Regions from separate parts of the Homo sapiens genome. Here region 1 is linked to region 2. Evidence: chromatin loops called from intact Hi-C (ENCODE). Cell type or tissue: endothelial cell of umbilical vein. All regions are shown on one strand. Each heading gives the region's core, and the rest is flanking DNA. Links, peaks and the distances in the headings are about the cores only.

The links. Hi-C counts contacts between places; a loop is a spot of excess contacts. Peaks named below come from ENCODE experiments on the same cell type or tissue, not always from the same donor. Only the 100,000 strongest peaks of a DNase experiment are listed, where the experiment ranks them.
Region 1: a loop joins it to region 2, with 3 times the contacts of the local background. A loop is called at or near these places in 5 of 110 quality-filtered maps.

Annotation. Positions count from the first base shown.
Region 1 is chr2:42,960,461-42,963,365 of GRCh38, reverse strand. All of the region lies in intron 2 of LOC112268413 (a long non-coding RNA gene), which reads right to left. Among named protein-coding and RNA genes, the nearest start is that of LINC01819, 78 kb to the left of the region's middle. In endothelial cell of umbilical vein, for the core only: no CTCF peak of the experiment used is centred there; a DNase peak (open chromatin) is centred at 1,755; H3K27ac peaks cover 1,827 bases.
Region 2 is chr2:43,173,382-43,176,286 of GRCh38, reverse strand. It overlaps LOC124907755 (a long non-coding RNA gene), which reads left to right and starts at 712. Exons shown (of 2, transcript XR_007086298.1): 1 at 712-2,235. RefSeq lists an enhancer at 2,005-2,084. In endothelial cell of umbilical vein, for the core only: no CTCF peak of the experiment used is centred there; a DNase peak (open chromatin) is centred at 1,726; H3K27ac peaks cover 2,383 bases.

The DNA.
Region 1 (2,905 bases), core at 293-2,792, 210 kb after region 2:
AGGAGCATTTGCATGTTACAGTACAATGGTCCTCAAACTTCAGCTTGCATGGGAATCCCTGGAAGCTTGCTAAGGCACAGCCAACTAAGTACAAACTTGAAACACGCACACTTCCACTGTCTATGCGGCAGGCCGAAATAGGGATATCTGGGTTCTGTCCATCATAGGGTTCATTATTGTGTGGGCCTGTCTGGGGCAGATCATTGAAAGATATTAGGTTGGTTTTATCTGGGCATCTTAGGGATGCAGCAGAGAGGGTGATATGGCAGACCTCAGGAGAGACTGGTTGGGGGAGAGGAAAGAAAGGGGTGGAAGCGAGGGATGGAGGACAGGGAGGGAGGAGGGAAGAGGGGGATGGAGTGGGAGCCCGCTCGTGCATCTCCTGCTGACCTTGTTCTTCCTACCTATCTTCTCACCTCCTCCTCACAACCACCTTACAAGTCGGCAAATGTGTGGCTCTGAGAGATTACACAACCTTGCAGCAGATACATGGTCCCTAGGGAGTCAGGCTGGACTCTGTTTCCTCTACCTTTTCTCCCTCCAACTCTGAGTATTTTCAAACGAAATAAGCCTGGGAAGCGGGGAAGACTCAGAGCTGTGAATACATTTTTTTGTTTTCTGAGCTCATTCGGCTTTGACAGGAAGCTTGGCTGCGTGCGGGCAGGCGTCTGAGCCCTCCCTCAATGGTGCTTTTTAGGCATGCCTTTATACAGAATGTAAAGAGTCGCAGTTATAAATATCAGCGGGCTTCTGTGGCCCACTCCGTCCCTCAGCCCCCACGCCCAGCTGGGATGTCCTGGGACTTCCCGCTTGCCCTCCTCCCCCAACCCCTCCAGCCAGTACCACCCTCAGTGCATCTGGGAAGGGTGGGAACCGTGATGCGCCTTGGGCTGGGAAACCAAGGGGGAGTGAAACCCAAAACTGAATTTCTCCTTTTTCGGAAGAAAGGTTGTTTTCAGTGTCAGGAAACCCATAATCCTACAGCCAGCTGTGAAGATTCCAGAATGCCTCTCACTTTACAGGTGAGGAACTAGAGGGCCCCCTGGAAAGCTTATGAACACCCTGACCCCAGAGCTCACCCTCCCTCACTGGGAAAGAAAGTCCCTCTTTTCACTTTGTCACCCCCACCCACCTCCCAAGGCACCCACAGCATGGTCACTCTTTGATGACTGTTTGTATTATAAGCGGCTCCTCCAACTCTGTTCTACAGTCCCCTCCATGGATGCCCTGGAGGGAGGAGGCAGGCGAGACGCGGTCCCATTTTACAGACGGCCAAAGAGTTGAGTGACTACACAGCTCATCCCAGGAGAGCTGCCTGGCCCTGCTTCCTGATAGCCGGCCTGTGCCCCTAGACCTCCCCCGACCCCACAGGCCCCCTCCCCCTCCCTGTATGCACCCCCTGTCCCCTCACTGAGGCCCAGGAGCACAGTTGATTTAGAATTTCCTGCCCTTCTGACAATCTGCGTGCACAAAACGGGCTTTCTTTAAACCGCTTCGAAGGGCATCTCCTCCAGCCCCTTCCCCTGCCTTCATTAAACGCCTCGTCTGAAGCAGGATAAATCTTCGGTGATTAGAAGCATGCTCCTTGTTCCTGTCCCTGCCCCGATGGGAAGCGCATTTCTCAAAGGGTTAATTAACAGCCTTCACACAGGCCGCATTTAGCAACGAACACAAAGCCACACACATAAATAACGTCTGGGGCGGAAGAAGAGGGTGCAGATGGTTTGTGACTTTGCCGTCCAGAGTTTTCTAAACCGGTGTGAACCACGTCCTGTCGGGACCAGGACCATGAGTCAGGGTCAGGCTTTAAGGTGGGCCAGGCCAGAGACGCTAGTGGCCAACTTGGTGCTCTTTGAAAGCAAGTCCTAAAGGAAAACAGAGCGTGGAGCCAAGATGTGGGGAGAGAGGGAGGGGACGGGGTAGGGAGGAGGGCCTGCTGGCTGACCTGGAGAGAAAAGAGCCAAAGAGAGCCAGAGATGCGAACCGGGAAGAACCAAGCAGGAGGCCAGAGACATTGAGTCCCAGCTCCCTGCAAAGTAGTGCTGAATTTACCAGGGGCTCCACCCAGAAATTCAGACCCTGGGGCATAGGGTCCCACTCTGGCCCTGTAGTGAGAGTGATGGCAAGACATCCCCAGCCTAAGAGGAGTTGTGTGGGGCTGAGAAAAGGGTTTCAGGAAGGATAGCCCTGAGGAACCCTGGAAAGTTCTGGAAGTGGCACAGTGATATTCGCAGTATTCCGCCTCATCCATGCATAGGGTCTGTTCCTCTACGCAGCCTTCAGCTCCCCTGGGGGCTCATATGCCCCTTCCCAAAGCTATGGGAACACATCTGAGGTCTCAAAATGCATGGCAACAGGAACACAGGATTCACTTTACAGAGATCAGCACTGTTGCAAGGGATGCCTGAAGCCAAAACAGAGGAAAACGAGAGCCAAGAAGCAGAGGGAGCGATGCAGATGTGCACTGGACATCCACAAACCGCAACAGGAATGGGGAGAGGAGAGAAGTGATTGGAAAGCCAGTTTTTGGCATTCGGCTGGCTGCCATTCTCTTCACCTTTGTGGTCCCTCCAGTTTGCCCTCCTCAGCCCTAAGGGGTCCTCCCCTACTCGGAGAGGCCCTCACCATGCTCACTCAGACCCTCTCCTCCTAGGAGCCAGGAGGTGGGACATGGGGAGGGGGACAGTGAGTCCTGAATGGATTTCTGCCCTGGAGGTGAGGGCACCCCTGGTGCCAGGGAGAGGCCCTACCACAGCACAAACTGGGCTGCCCTTCCTGACCCAGGGATGAACCAGCCTGGGCACTCAGGCCACGGCTGTCTCCCTGTGCCAGGCTCAGCGCCCTGGGGATGAGGGCGCAAAGAAAGAGACGGGGCCGACAACACAGGCCCAACAGCAGGCCCTGT
Region 2 (2,905 bases), core at 273-2,772:
CCCTGTCTCTACTAAAAATACAAAAATTAGCTGGGTGTGGCGGCGCGTGCCTGTAATCCGAGCTATTTGGGAGGCTGAGGCAGCAGAATTGCTTGAACCCAGAAGGTGGAGGTTGCAGTGAGCCGAGATCGCGCACTGCACTCCAGCCTGGTGACAGAGCTAGACTCCGTCTCGAAAAAAAAAAAAAAAAAGCCACAATGCAAAGGAGGATAACTATCTTGCTGTTCAGTTGAGAAAGGTTGAAGGCTGAGTGGGGCATTGAGGCTGCTGAGAAAAAGGGATTGCTCAGAGAGGTAGAAGATCTGGCTTCAGCCCTGGTCTGGTCTCTTCTTCAGGAGAATAATCATTGCTTGACCTCCTCTGACCATCTGCTGCCAGTGAAGCCAGAAAATGGTGATTCACCCAACAGATGCCAATTGAGCCCCTCCTAAGTGCAGGACCTATCAGTCCTGAGACCCAAAAGGGGCAAGACATTTTCTGACCTCAGGGAGCTCAGGTCATTGTGGTCCATAATCCTCAAACAGTTAGCAATGTCACACATGCTGCCTTATCCCCTCCAACCCTCCAACAGCTCTTAGAGGAGTTTTCATATAGACTCTTTTCTGATTGTTTAGGCAGAAACCTCTCCCTGCCTCCATCCTTCTCTTGCCCCTGAGAGGCTTTGAGACTCATCTATCTTCATATGTACATTTCCCACAGGACCAGGTACAGTACTGAGTATATTACTAAGTAGTCATTTAGTCTTTGCTGAGGCTAATTAGTAATAATGGAGAAAAACTGTTCTCCCGCTGACCTTGAATCCAGACCACAGACAAATTCCTTAATTTATCCAGAAGTTTTCAAAAGGTGCTATGGGCCCTAGAGTCCCTGTTAAAGAATGAGGCTGACCAGGTGGTCCCATTCTGTGAGACCACAGGGCTGTTACTGTAGGCTCAGAAATGATGACCTTGCTGAGCCTTTAAGGCCACAACCCTGTGTACTGTGGACAGAGTGATCTCTGAAGGCTGCCAGTCACTCCAAGTGAGCCAATCAGCACAAGCTATCTGGAATTAAAAGCTATATTAAGTTATGAATGAGAGGGCTCCTGTGAGGATGGGATCTGGTGTCCTGTATTACCATAAGCTCTACGCTGCTCTAGACTTTGATTGTTGAGGCAGCTGAGATACAGGCAAGCCCAAATCTAGAGCTTGGAAAGGACCCTGTGAGGCTATTCTAGTCCTTTGGGGGCCTCAGTGCAGGTAGCTCTGGAGTGAGAAATGGGGTAGGACCTGGGAGCCTCAAGTGGGAAGTGACTATGGGGGGTCAAACATGCTGGAATGCATTTTGAGGGCTGTTTTTATTTCCTGGACTTGTATGTTTTTATTTCCTCTTTGCCCTTCCTTAGGATTTACTAAAGCTCTTTGGGAAGTTTCAGCTGCTTCAGCTGTGTGTATGTGTGTGTGTGTGTGTGTGTGTGTGTGTCAGATCTTCGGTGTGAGGTGATGGACAGAGGACAGTGAGGGATTTGCTGGGGGTGAGGTTGAGCTTGTATCAGTATCAGGAAGCAGAAACTCTGGGTTTTATGGTCGGGGGGCAGGGGTTTTTCTCTTCCCCTCCCAGACCCTGTTGCAGCAGTGAGGCGGCCCAGGTCATGACGGGGATTATTTCTTCCTTTCATTTCTGGCAAAAGCTACAGGAGGGGAGTTCCCCTTCTCTGTTTGTTTTGATTCTGTTGTTTTCTTAAAGAGAGGAAGGAAAACCATCATCACTTTTTCGGTTTTGTGAACAATAAAGGCAGGCTGAGAGGATGTTCGCCTGGGCTGGGGCTGTGGGGGCTGGGCCAACACCTCCTCCTCTTTCCCTCTGGCAACCCTTCTCCTGGCAGCTCGGCGCCTGGGGAGACCCCCAGAACACAGATCAGGCCACGTTGTGGGGTCAAGTTTAAGTGCCGGCTCTGCCTTTTAACTGCTTTTCACTGGTCTGAGGTGTATCTGTATAAATGGGAGTCATAGGGTTGTTGAGATTAAAAACAAAAATACTCGCTTGTAAAAACACAGTGCTGGGCCTACACTAAATGTCCCAGAAATGTCTTTCCTTTGCTTCCTTCCACTGGGGGGGTCTATATCATGAGCCCAGTGGTATGGTATACCCAGGGCCACCCTCCTGTCTTCCTGCTTGTCCACCCAGAGCCGGCTTCTTCCATGGCAGGACCTGCAAATGCTGGACTCACAGAAGGCTCTGAGAAGTAAATAACAGGTGAGGCTGGGGGTGCCTTCTTATTTCTTGGGGTTGTCCCCAGTCTGTTAAGAGACAGTCTAACCTTGCCTTTGAATTTCTTTTTCTTTTCTTTTTGAGATGGAGTTTCCCTCTTGTTGCCCAGACTGGAATGCAATGGCGCAATCTCGGCTCACTGCAACCTCTGCCTCCTGGGATCAAGCCATTCTCCTGCCTCAGCCTCCCAAGTAGCTGGGATTATGGGCACCTGCCACTACGCCCAGCTAATTTTTTTGTACTTTTAGTAGAGACGGGGTTTCACCATGTTGGCCAGGCTGGTGTTGAACTCCTGACTTCAGGTGATCCACCTGCCTTGATCTCCCAAAATGCTGGGATTATAGGTGTGACCCACTGTGCCCAGCCCTTGAATTTCTCCTAGCCCTTCAGTTCCTCAAGCTTCATGCCTCCCAAGGTTGCACCCCCCATGGCCTGTCCTGCAGTCCTGGGGCCCTTCTCTGAGGGGATGAAGGGGGCACTTCCCTGAACAGAGAGAAAGGGAGACCCACACCACTTGGATTAAACTCCCTGGGCCCCAGCTGGCTCTGCAACTTGGCCAAGAAGCCCTATCTCCTAGGGCCTCAGTGTCTTAGTCCGTAAAATGGTTCCTGAACTTTTAAAATACAAACACTCTTTTGTAGAGTCGAAACACTTT